4 separate regions of the Homo sapiens genome follow, and all the other regions are linked to region 3. A link is a contact called in ENCODE Hi-C data. All regions are on one chromosome and are shown on one strand. Each heading gives the region's core, a stretch centred on a gene start or an enhancer-like site at or near the end of the contact. The rest is flanking DNA. Distances are from core to core; before and after follow the strand shown.

Region 1 (3,013 bases), core at 1-2,500, 2.0 Mb after region 3:
CAGCCTGAAGGTCCAAGTGCATAATAATAGCGCAGTGGAGCCAAGGGATGGACAGAACCTGGCGGTGCCACCACTCCAGCCTTGGGTGCTTTTCCCTCCTTTTCAACAGGGAGAATTAAACTTTTGTTTTTCTTATTTTAAATTTATATTTGCTCTTAAGTGGCAGGCCAGGTCTCACTAACAGCTGAACAGACAGGCCTCCGTAACCACTGTTTCAGCACTAGTTAAGTTAAATATTAAAAGCTGAAAGAGCCAGTGTCTTTATAGAAAGGCTGGTATGTAACAAAAGCCCACCAAGAGTTTTGCCCAGGCCTTTCCTGGTCCTTGAAGCATGAGAAAATAAAGAAGGAATTCTTAACAGGACCTGTTCAAGATTAAACAAGTTTTTATTGGGGGTCTGAAGAAACTCCCCCAGACCTCCACAAACAAGTTTATCGGGGGTCTGAAGGAACTGCCCAAACCTTCATGATTTAGCAGGAGACAAGATAAGGGTAATCACCTCTGGCACCTGCAGCCATCTAGATTAAGTAAATTTACTTAAATAAAGACCTTCCTTAGGACTGATCTTAGTTATAGATTAGAAACAGTTAATCATTTACGTCTTTACACACATGCACACTTACATGTAGACAGATAGTTTAGAAGGTATATAAGCTCTGGAAAACTTTGTAATTTTGAATCGATTTGGCGATATTTTCCAGGCCTTTTCCCTGTACCCGGTTACCGAAATAAACTCTTCTTTCCCAGTTCATCATGAGAATAAGCAGCCCAACCCCTGGTTTGGCCCGGGAACACTTACAGAGGCTGTCTAAGACCCAGAAGACAGGGTCACTGTTTCTTCCACACAAACTTAGCTGCTCTTTGGAATTTTCTGGGGTGTTTTTATAAATACTAAGGCTTGTGCCTCATTTCCCCAGTGTCTGATTTCACCGACTTGGGGTGTACTCTAGGCACTGAGACTTGTAATAGCTGCCCCTGGTGACTCTAAGGTGCAGCAAATGTCAAAGACCAGGACTTGGTGACGCCAGGTCCCTGGCTGGGCTGCGGTCAAGACTGCATGACCTGCTGAAATCTCCCCAGACTGGTTAGCGCGGAAAGAGCACCTCCGGGTTACCCTTTCGTCCGGAAGCCCCGCCTTCGCCGTCGCCCCGCCTTTCCCCGGCTCGGCCACCCCTCCTTCCCGCCCAGCTGTGGCCCCGGATGACGCAAACCGGGAACAGCGGCTGAGCCTGCGCTTCGGAAGCATGGATGTGCGCCTGCGCTGCGCTAGGGCGCGGCGGGCGGTTTGAATTTTGCTTACAGAGTCCCGTCTCACCATCCTGGGCTTCCAACGGAGACTGCGGTATCCGCAGCTGGAGACCCAGCGGCGAGTAGCCTTTTGCTCCCGGACGGACTTGAGGTTGGAGTCTGTGTGTTGGGGACCCTGCCTTTGGAAGCGCCCGAGGTAGCTGCTTGGCAGCTGGGGGCCGCGGACCGCGCCGGGCTTGGGGGAGGACGGGGCTGGAGGCTGGGTTGGATGCTTTAGACCCTCCCCTTCTCTCTCACCGGCGGAGTGGGTGGGAAACTGGTTCTTTCCCATTTCTCGGCCTCCTTACCGATCCCAAACTGTAAAGCCCCAACCCCTCACAGCACAGGAAAAATGATTACCTGGGCCCATTTCTTTGACAGTGTAACACATTTTTAAAAAATGTGTCCTTATTTTGCGTGTTTAAAGAAAATACCAATGTTGTCTTTATATACAAATAGTGCGTTTGTCCTCCTGAATCCTTAAGGAAAGGACCCAGGCTTATCCTCTTTCCCCTGGTTTGGGATCCATCGATGGCCTAAGGCTCTAAGACAAGTCAGTACGGTACCGTGGTTAGAAACTGAATGTTGTAGAAATGAAAGAAATTGCTCTTGAATTTTTGTGCTTAACCTTCAAAGACATGTGATTTACTTGACATTGACCATTCTTGGATTTCGAAAGTGAACAGAAATTTGTGTGGCTTTTCTTGTTACGAATATGTTTATGTTTTTTTCTTCAGAGGCTTAAAGGATGGCCTCGTCAGATCTGGAACAATTATGCTCTCATGTTAATGAAAAGATTGGCAATATTAAGAAAACCTTATCATTAAGAAACTGTGGTAAGTAAAACAGATTCCACTGACTTTGTATATACAAAATGCATTTTGATTATTCCACTCTGAATGATATCTTTGCTTGGTTAAGTGACTGCATCTTAGGTAATTTTAGATTTTTGCATAACGATTTTTTAAATAGTCCAATGTCATTTTGAATATTGTGGAGGATACTAAAAATGTAAGGTACATTGAACAATGAACTGAATATTCATTAGAATTATTTACTTATGTTTTTCTGAGACACATAGGCCAATGGTGAGATTTGAAGGTTATGTGGCATCCATGGTTCTACAGCTAAATAGAGATACAGTCATGCGTTCCTTAATGATGGAGATGTGTTCTGACAAAAGCGTTACATGATTTTGTCGTTGTGCAAACATCACATCATAGAATGTACGTAAATGTACACAAACCTAGATGGTATAGCCTACTACATATCTAGGCTATATAGCCTATTGCTCCTAGGCAACAAACCCGTATAGCATGTGACTGTACTGAATACCTTAGGCAAGTGTAACACAATGGTGAGTATTTGTGTATCTAAACATAGAAAAGATACAGTAAAAGATTAAAAATGGAACACCTGTATAGGCCACTTACCATTGATGGAGCTTGCAGAACTGGAAGTTGCTGTGGGTGAGACAGTGACTGTGAGGGCCTAGGACATCACTGTATACTACTGTAGGCTTTATAAGTACTATACACTTATGCTACACTAAATTTATAAAAAATGAAAAACTTTCTTCAATAATACATTAACCTTAGCTTACTATAACTTTTTTACTTAATAAACTTCTTAGTTTGGCTTAGCTTTTTTATTCTTTTCTAATAGCTTAAAACAAATACATTGTACAGGTGTACAAAAATATTTTTATATCTTTATGAGCTTTTTT
Region 2 (2,989 bases), core at 303-2,802, 1.2 Mb before region 3:
TCACACCAGGTCTACACTGCTTAAAGCTCTCCTCACCCTTCCAGCTCCTCCCAACCCTTCACCTTCACCGAGTTAATGTTTACTCATGTATCAGATTTCAGGTTAGACACGCTTCCTCCAAGAAGCTTTCGCAGATACACAAGTTAGTATCTGCCCGTACTTCTCTTACATAATACTCTCTATACTTGTTATTGTCATTTGTTTAGTTTTTATTTAGATTAACTTCCATCAGAAGGGCAGAGTAGCTGCTGTAACTTCAGTTACTATAAATGGGCCTGGCACATACTTTGCACTCAATAAATATCTTCTGAAGTAAATGAAATGAATCAATCTTGCTCCTGGGTTTACGTTTCAGTGATTCAAACGGGCATACTTGGTACACAACGTGAGGTCCTGGAAGGTATAACTTGTGTTTTCATTTTTGAATTTCTAAATTCTAGCAGAGTTTTTGGCACACTCTATGCACCCAATAAGCTATCTGAATAAACTTTTCTTGGAACATGAGTGTCTGAATGTCCTGATAACTCCAACACGTTCCCTTCCTGTAATTCCTAAAGCCCAGGAACACTTATTGCCTTCCATCAGTTAGTGAACTACTGATGCTCCAAAATGGGTCACGCCTCCTTCCCCTCCACACCCAACTCGTTTTGTTTTGTTTGTTTTGTTTTGTTAGACGGAGTCTCACTCTATTGCCCAGGCTGGAGTGCAATGGCGCAATCTCGGCTCACTGCAACCTCTGCCTCCCAGGTTTAAGTGATTCTCCTGCCTCAGCCTCCCGCCCGGCTAATTTTTGTATTTCCACCACCACGTCCGGCTAATCTTTGTATTTTTAGTAGAGACGGGGTTTTACCATGTTGGCCAGGCTGGTCCCAAACTCCTGACATCATGATCCGCCGGCCTCGGCCTGCCAAAGTGCTGGGATTACAGGCGGGAGCCACCGCGCCCGGCCCCACACCCCCAACTCTTAGCCCGAAACTCAGACCCCGGGTTTTCGACTATTAAAAGTAGTCACAGGACCGCGACACTGCACTTCAGCCTGGGCAAAAGAGCGAGACTCCCCCTCAAAAAAAAAAGTAGTCACAGAAAACTGAATTAAATTACTGACCTGAAGTAATCGCAAGCAGAGGCGTCCCTGACTGACTTCTATATCCCTCCACCCCAACCCCCTGGGCCCTGCACAGCGGGTGTCTGTTGAATATTCTCCCGGCTGTTGAGCCCAAACCTGATGAGAGGAAAGGCTCGGCTTCCACTCCAAGCCGAGCCTTCCGCTGTTCTTCTGTCCCGGCCCTTGGTGTCCCCTCACGCGGCCCCATTAGGTTACGCGCCCCCGGGGACTCCGCCGCCGCCCCAGCCCGCGCCCCGCGGTCCCACTCACTGTTCTTGAGGAATCGCTCCTCGTGCAGCACTGCGATGGCGTTGACGCAGAGCAGGGCTGCCTGCAGCAGTGAGTACAGGGTAAAGGCCATGGCCGTCCGAGGCCGCCCCGAAGTCCAAGCGATTTCTCTCCCGCCGCCGCAAGGGACGTGGCGCCTCCACGGCCGGCGCCTTCCTACGGAAGCCGATGGGGCCCAAAACGAACTCTCCGGGAAGCCCCGCCTCCATCTGGCTAAGAACCGCCCCTCGCTGAAGACTGCAAGTCCTGCCGCTTGTCTAGACCGGTGATGTGCAATCAATGCTCTGATGTGGCCAGTGCTGCAGGTGCAAAATACACACCGGATTTCACACACTTGGAACTGGAACAAGGATGAAGAATATCCCAATAATTTTTTTTTTTTTGAGATGGAGTCTGGCCCTGTCGCCCAAACTGGAGTGCAGTGGCACGATCTCGGCTCACTGCAAGCTCCGACTCCCGGGTTCACGCCATTCTCCTGCCTCAGCCTCCCAAGTAGCTGGGACTACAGGTGCCCGCCACCACGCCCGGCTAATTTTTTGTATTTTTAGTAGAGACGGGGTTTCACCGTGTTAGCCAGGATGGTCTCAATCTCCTGACCTCGTGATTCCCCCCTCCTCGGCCTCCCAATAATTTTTAAATGTTGATAACATGTTGAAATGAAAATATTTTGAGGCCGGGCGCAGTGGCTCACGCCTGTAATTCTAGCACTTTGGGAAACCGAGGCGGGCAAATCACCTAAGGTCAAGAGTTCGAGACCAGTCTGGCCAACATGGCAAAACCCTGTCTCTACTGAAAATACAAAAATTAGCTGGGTGTGATGGTGGGCTCCTGTAATCCCAGCTACTCAGGAGGCTGAGAGAAGAGAATCACTTGAACCCGGGAGGCAGAGACTGCAGTGAGCCGAGATCCAGCCTGGGTGACAGAGCAAGAGGAAAGAAGGAAGGAAGGGAGGAAGGTTTCTTGTTTATTTTTAATTATTTTATTTAATGTGGTTATGAAGATACTGTAAATGACATGTGACGCTTGCATTATATTTCTATTGCTCAGTACTGCACTTGATGCTCCCAGGAGATACAGGAGATACTAATATTCCCATTTCAGATTTCAGAATGCTAAAACAAAATAACTGTTTTAAAATTACTCAGTGAGAAACATCCCCTCCTTGACCAAACTCCAACCAAGATCCTCTGAGCCTCTTCTTTTTTTTTTTCCCCCCCCAGGAACAGGGTCTTGCTCTGTTGCCCAGGCTGGAGTGCAGTGGCACCATCATAGCTCAATGCAGCCTTCAGCTCCTGGCTCGAGCAGTCCTCCTGCCTTAGCCTCCTGCTTAGCTGTATGTGATGGTTAAGACTGAGTGTCAACTTGATTGGATTGAAGGATGCAAAGTATTGATCCTGGGTGTGTCTGTGAGGGTGTTGCCAAAGGAGATTAACATTTGAGTCAGTGGGCTGGGAAAGACAGGTCCACTCTTAATCCAAGTGGGCACCATCTAATCAGCTGCTGGAGTGGCCAGGATATAAAGCAGGCAAAAAACCAATGAAAAGGGTATGCCAAGACCAGCTCGGTTGGGGAGACCCTAACCCAGCGGTGCTAGAG
Region 3 (2,907 bases), core at 108-2,607:
AGGGGTCTTCCCTTCCCACTCCCACTCCTCTTTCTGTCCTAGAAGCACCAGAAACTCCGGCTCTAGCCTTGCGCATGGTCCAGCGAGACTTCCCATACAGGCAGCGCACGCCACCCACCCCCAGCTCCCCTCGGCCTTGCGCCCGCGCCGCGGAAGGTTGGGTACCAGCCTCCACAGCTTTGCAGATTGCAAAGATAACGGGAGCTGCCGCTTCGCTTTTCTTTGGCTCCTCCTGGCCTTCATCCTAGTAAAACCAGACAAGCAACCGGAAAAACAAAGCAGCACAGCGGCCAGAGACAATTCGCTTTCAACGGAGCAAGAGACGTACACACCTTGAGAGAAGACGCACGCAGTTCCCGTGCGTGTCGCTGGGAACAGACCTCGCACTACCCCGCGCGGCGACAGGCACCGGGCCAGGCTCGGCTTCACTTGTCCGAGGCTTGGAGGAACTGTGTGCGTGCGCCCATTTCCCCCAGCTTCCCGACTTGACAGCAGCAAGGATCTTTGAGTCCTGCATGAGCGACACCTCGGGCAAGGACTGTACTCTGCTCAGATCTCATCGAGAGGTGCTGGATCCCAGCCTTTCCAGCTCATTTTCCAATTTTCAAGAAAAGACAGCGCGAAGTGAGACTGCAAAAGTCCCAGGAAAACGTCACTCACCAAAACGCTCCCGCGCCTTCCAGGCAGAAGTGCGGTAAAACTTTTGGCAGAAACCACCTGTGGCTGCCGACGGGCCCGCCCCGCTCGGGCCCGCAGGCGCCGCCGAGCCCCGGGCCGCACGCGCCCGCAGAAGTTCCTTTCCAGCCCCGCGCGCCACTTCGCTCCGGGCCGCGGTGCCAGCCAGGAGGCGCGGCGCCCGCTCGCTGGCTCGCTCTCCGCTGGCTCTCCCCTCCCTCCTTCCCTCCCTCCCTCCTCCCGCCTCCTCCGTTGCATGGCTGCCGCACGGAGCCCCTGAATAGCCACCGCAGCCCCCCGCCTCCTGCCCACCGCGCGGAGGGCGCCCCTGCTCCAGCCGGCGCCCCAAGGCGCGCGGACCGCCGGCCTCCTAGCAACGGCCCCCGCAATCGCTTTCCGGCGCAGCCCAAGCAAAGCCACCCGCCCGCCGCCCCGCGACCTCCCGAACTGCCTCGGCTGCCGAGGTGCTGTGGAGATCGCGACCCCGGCAGCCGGCGCCCGAGCCCGGCGCGCGAAGCCGCTCACCTCCGCGCGCCGCCGGCCCTGCGCGCCTCCCGCACTTGGCTCCGGGACGCAGTCCTGGCGTCCTCCTTCGCCGCCGGTGTCCGCCGGTCCCTGCGCGCCCGAGCCTCGCCGGCCGCGCCGCTGTCAGAGTCTCGTGGCGGGGCTGCGCCGGCGGGTATGGAGCTGAGCGGCGGCAGCGGGCGAGCGGGCAGCTCCTCCCTCCCCGCGCCGCGCCTCCGCCCTCCCCGCGCCCCGCCTCCCGCGCCGCGGCTGTCAGCCCCGCGCCCCGCGCCCCGCGCCCGCGCCGCCGGCTCGGGGGGCGCACAGGGCTAAAGGGCCCGGATGTGTGCGGTCGCCTGTCGCTCGCGCCCGCCCCCTCCCCGCCGCGCGGCACATGCACTTGCTGCGCCGCAGCCCCCGCCCGGCTCCGCTAATTTCTATTTTGACAGTAACTGTGGCGAGTGGGCGGCGCGGCGGGGGGCGCCCGGGACTGGCGGAGGCTGCGGGCGGGAGTCAGGACCCGACGCGGAGGCGGAGTGGGGGGGCCGGGCACCGCCACCAACCGCTCGGGGCTCCGCGTCTTTTCTCTTTCTTTCCTTTTTTCTCTCTGCCTCCTCCAGGATTTAAAGGGACAGCCCCGGCAGAGGCGAGGGGGCCAGGCGGCCGCCGTTTCTCCGGTCTCCTGACGCCCTCTGCGGCCCGGCCGGACCCGCCCGCACCCCCAGCGCAGGCTTGGGACCGCCGGGTATTTTTAGGTCCACACCCGACCCGGGGCAGCGGTGCGGCAGAGATGGGCTCTGCCGACCCGGGGCAGCGGTGCGGCAGAGATGGGCTCTGCCGCCCCGGCGCACGGCTATTTTTACAGAGTCCGATGGGGGAGGAAATAAAACAACTCGGCAACTGCTTTTCTACCCGAAAGTCGGGAGCAAGGAGTGGGGGCGAGAAGTTAAGTTTCCCAAATGCTCTCGGCACTCCAGCGAGCGCACCAAGACGCCTAGCCAGCACCTGAAACCGCAAGCTTGCCGCACCCCGGGGCGCCGAATCTCAGCGGGCAATCGCGCTCGGCGGCGCTGCGGCCCGGAGTCCCCACCCCTCTGGAGCCTTGGGCCCCGCACTCCGCACCCCACACGCCGGGGAGCAGCCGCTGGCCGCCCGTCACTCCCCGGGTCGGCCTGGAAGGCGGCCTTCCGAAGCGTCCAATCACCGCGCAACAATGCCAACGGGCGGGCCCGGGGAGGGCTTGTCCCCGCCCCGTCCCGCCGGGCCCCGCCCCCTCGGAGTCTGTCGGGGCAGGAGAATCTCGCTGGGACGCCGAGTGCTCAGCGGTGCTGGAAGCCACGAAGGGCCAGTGCGAGGGGAGGAGGAAGGGTCCTGGCCCTGGAGAGGGCGTGAGCGTTCTCGGGCGAGGCGACACTTGGGCAGATGTTCCCTCCAGCTACGGGCCGGGGAAACTCGAGCTGGCTTTGCCTCCTACCTTTTTGCAGTCCACCCCTCTGCGCTCCAGACAGACATAGGAACCCTCGCCCTCCTTGGTAGTACATCGGAGGCAGCACCCTCGCACGTCAGCGGGTCCTCTCCGGGGCTCCTCCCTCAGAAGCGGGAAAGTTTGTCGTCCTCAAACTCCTACCCGGCTGCGCTTATCTGAGGCGCACCTGGCGCCCAGGAGAGGCGAGATGGCGAATCCCGGCCGCCTAGTGCCCATTCTGGCTACGGATTAATAAAAGGGCA
Region 4 (3,298 bases), core at 245-2,744, 1.2 Mb after region 3:
GGGGGTGATATTTACCATCGCACACAGACCATTGAGTTCTATACTAAAAAACTAAAGCCCGCCTGAGTCTTGTTAATGAATGATAGCACACGGGAGGGACAAAGCGTGCTCTGCTGGCAGCTGGAGTAACAAAAGTAATGAGGCGAGGTCGGAACAGGATCTGCTGGCTCCGGCTCGGTTTCCTCGCACAGGTCTCTCCAGCTGGATCCTCGACGCTAGGGAGGAAGGGGCGCGGGACTGCTGTGGGGGTTTTCCCTCCCCAGGCAGGGGCAGGACCTGTTCCGGGCGACTGCAGGGTTAAGGGTATCGTCTTAAAGAGCCGGATCCTCCCGGCTGGAGCGAGGCTGGATGGCGGGACGCAGCCTCTCAGCCTCTCGTACCCGCCCTGCGTCCGCAGTGGTTGTTGGCGCAGCCGCCCCGTCGGTGTTCCGGGCTCAGTCCCCGCTCCCCAGCGCCAGACGCAGACTCCGGGCCAAGTTCTCCCTCCGCTCGCTGCTTTCTGCCGCAGGACCCGGATCAATAAAGGGAAGGAGAGCCGGGAGGAAATGATGGAGAACAGAGAGAAAGGAGATGCTTGATTTCACTCGCCAAGGAGTGAGTGCTCATCGGCAGACACTGGGCTCTGGCCACGCGTCTTAGACTCCAAATCTCGGCTCACTGGTCCCTTTGAGGAGGTCGCCTGGTGTTCCCGTAGCCCTCCACCCCACCGTAGGAGAGCGCCTGCCACGAGCTCCGCGCCTCGCTAAGTGCTTTGCTACGTGAACTCTTAGTTTTCCCAACATCCCTAAGCCGCCGATACATTATCACCCACGTATTGCGGACGAGAGAACCGCCTCGGAGAAGCTGGCTGGCTCGCTTGGAGTTTTGCAGCTAGTGGCGGAGCGAGCATTCCGAGCAGGTACTGTGCGATCCTCCAGCGCCGGCCGCAGCTCACAGCCCCTTAGCTCCGCCGGGTTATTGTGCGGCCGCGCCTTCTGCACCTGTTGCGGCCCTCGCTAGGCGGGAAGGGAGGGAGAAGAGGAGGACAAAGGGGATGACCAGGTGGCTCTCCCCCGACGGACTCCCGGCCCAGGGAGCGGATAGACCACTCCCAGAGAGAGTGTGGCTTTGAGCCTTGGAGAGGATGCTCTCCTTCTCCAGGGATCGCCTCCCCAGCGGACGCAGAGTTTCAGGGAAATGTCCGCCTCCGCCACTTGGGATGGCAGTGGGGAGAGGAGGATCTGGGTGTCCGGAGGAGGGCAGTGGGAGAAAGCTGGAGCTGCTGGAGTCGCAGCTGCCTGCGGAGCGGGCCCGGGAGGAAGCGGGGCCGAGCGTGCGGCGTCCACGCGGTGAGTGTGCAGCGCTTTCATTCAAACTTTCTCCAGTCTCGGTTCCGGCGTCAGCAAGGTGTGACCAATCAGAGCCCAGAGACGGGAATAAATTATGCAAATCACCATCTGGCGATGGGTCAGATGACTCCCATACTTTTAAAAACTACCTCTATAGGAGCGTGACAGCAGCGAGTCCTTGCCTCCCGGCGGCTCAGGACGAGGGCAGATCTCGTTCTGGGGCAAGCCGTTGACACTCGCTCCCTGCCACCGCCCGGGCTCCGTGCCGCCAAGTTTTCATTTTCCACCTTCTCTGCCTCCAGTCCCCCAGCCCCTGGCCGAGAGAAGGGTCTTACCGGCCGGGATTGCTGGAAACACCAAGAGGTGGTTTTTGTTTTTTAAAACTTCTGTTTCTTGGGAGGGGGTGTGGCGGGGCAGGATGAGCAACTCCGTTCCTCTGCTCTGTTTCTGGAGCCTCTGCTATTGCTTTGCTGCGGGGAGCCCCGTACCTTTTGGTCCAGAGGGACGGCTGGAAGGTAACGTGAATTTGTTTTTATTCCCCCCAGCCACTTCTCTGTGCTGGGTCCCCTCTGTCTTGCTGATTCTTCAAACCCTCCTTGTTCCTATGAAATTCTTCCTTTCCCACTGCGCTGCCCATTCTCTCCTCCAATCCACCTTGGAGTCCACCTGTCTCTCTGCTGGTCTGATGGGGGCATTCCCGGCAAGTCATGCAAAAGGCAAAGGCTGGCAGGGTGCGCTGGCTCTTGCCAGCCCTCCCACCCCCACCTCCTTCCCTTATACGGCTCCCTAAGCCAGTGCTGGTGCTGTCCAGCCAGCCGAGCGGCCTGGCAGCAGCTCTGAAACCTTGTCCTCATGCCTGAACCTGGAGGTTTGAGAGGCAAGAAGGCTGTCAGAGCTGTGTCTCCTGGAGCTGCCTTTTAATCTTGGTGTAGGTGTCTTGAAAGTTCAGGTGGCAGGGTAGCTGGCTTTGGTTTGATTCGTGCTTGCAGGGAGCGTCTGGTGGGTCGCTTGTGCTTAGAAGCTGCCGGGCCTATTCCCCCAGGTTGCCAGCCTTTTCCTCTTCAACACTCTTGTGCTCCCCCGACTCTTCCTCTTCCCACTCCTCCTCCCTTTCCTCCTCCTGGCTTTTAGCTTCTCTTCCTCTTGGGTTCTGTATGGCAGCCTTTGCCAGTGGAGGCAGCTTGCCCTGGGGGAGCCAGAGTCAGTCAGCTCTGGGGGAGTCAGAATCAGAGTGAGAACTAAGTCAGCTGATAAGCAGTGGAGGGCTGGGGAGCCTCTAAACTGAACCCCATCATCTCATCTTCTAGTCTGCTGAGGTTGTGCCAAATGGTCTGTGTGGGCTTGTGTATGTGTGGGAGGGTTACTGTGAATGAATGGAAAGCCTTGCTTTACTCAACATGTTTCCAACTCTGGTGCTAACTAGAAGCATTGCCTAGGGCAGGTCTCATCTCTGGCTCCTCACCTGTAAAATGCTAAAGTTCCTTCTAACTTCTGTGTTCTGGGCCTCTGAGTATGTGTGAGTCATTTCCTTCATTGCAAAAAGTATTTACTGCATACCTACTTAGTGTCAGACACTATTCTGGGAGCAGGGGAGAGAGCAGTGGACAAAATAGATGGCAATCTGTGCCCTTGTGACACTTACATTTCAGTGGTGGGAAGACAGACAGTGCACTGATTAAAGTATCAGTGGTGCTCAGTATTATGGAGAAAAATCAAGCAGAGGAGGAAGGTGGGGCATGTTGGTGGGGGAAGGTGGTGCGATTTTATGATGTGGTCAGGGAAGGCCTTTCTGGAGAAGTTGACCATTGAGCAAAGAGCTGAAGGGGGTGAGAGAAGGAGCCATGAGGACATCTGGGTGAGGAACAATCAGAAAGTCCCAGAGGCTGAAGTGACCCAGGCCAAAAGTAGTAGGAATGTACCTAGAGAACTTTGGGGTCAGAGCAGGTCAGACTCTAAGAGGAAGAGTCTTT

What was found. Hi-C counts contacts between places; a loop is a spot of excess contacts on that map. Pooled maps may share reads with other maps.
Region 1: a loop to region 3 is called in a pooled map, with 5 times the contacts of the local background. The contact joins the promoter of SKA1 here to the promoter of ZBTB7C in region 3. A Hi-C loop is called at or near these places in 6 of 50 pooled maps.
Region 2: a pooled map shows a loop between it and region 3 (6-fold over the local background). The contact joins the promoter of IER3IP1 here to the promoter of ZBTB7C in region 3. A Hi-C loop is called at or near these places in 4 of 50 pooled maps.
Region 4: a loop to region 3 is called in a pooled map, with 4 times the contacts of the local background. The contact joins the promoter of LIPG here to the promoter of ZBTB7C in region 3. A Hi-C loop is called at or near these places in 4 of 50 pooled maps.

Annotation. Positions count from the first base shown.
Region 1 is chr18:50,373,796-50,376,808 of GRCh38, forward strand. SKA1 (spindle and kinetochore associated complex subunit 1) reads left to right here and starts at 1,251. Exons shown (of 7, transcript NM_145060.4): 1 at 1,251-1,399; 2 at 2,025-2,123. The coding sequence starts at 2,036. LOC105372114 (a long non-coding RNA gene) reads right to left here and starts at 1,083. Exons shown (of 3, transcript XR_935466.3): 1 at 800-1,083. RefSeq lists a silencer at 1-38.
Region 2 is chr18:47,174,812-47,177,800 of GRCh38, forward strand. It overlaps IER3IP1 (immediate early response 3 interacting protein 1), which reads right to left and starts at 1,553. Exons shown (of 3, transcript NM_016097.5): 1 at 1,376-1,553. The coding sequence starts at 1,466. RefSeq lists enhancers at 1,462-1,581, 1,592-1,721.
Region 3 is chr18:48,408,026-48,410,932 of GRCh38, forward strand. It overlaps ZBTB7C (zinc finger and BTB domain containing 7C), which reads right to left and starts at 1,358. Exons shown (of 5, transcript NM_001318841.2): 1 at 1,201-1,358. RefSeq lists enhancers at 1-258, 259-876 and a silencer at 2,147-2,526.
Region 4 is chr18:49,560,563-49,563,860 of GRCh38, forward strand. It overlaps LIPG (lipase G, endothelial type), which reads left to right and starts at 1,495. Exons shown (of 10, transcript NM_006033.4): 1 at 1,495-1,843. The coding sequence starts at 1,747. RefSeq lists an enhancer at 1,702-2,202.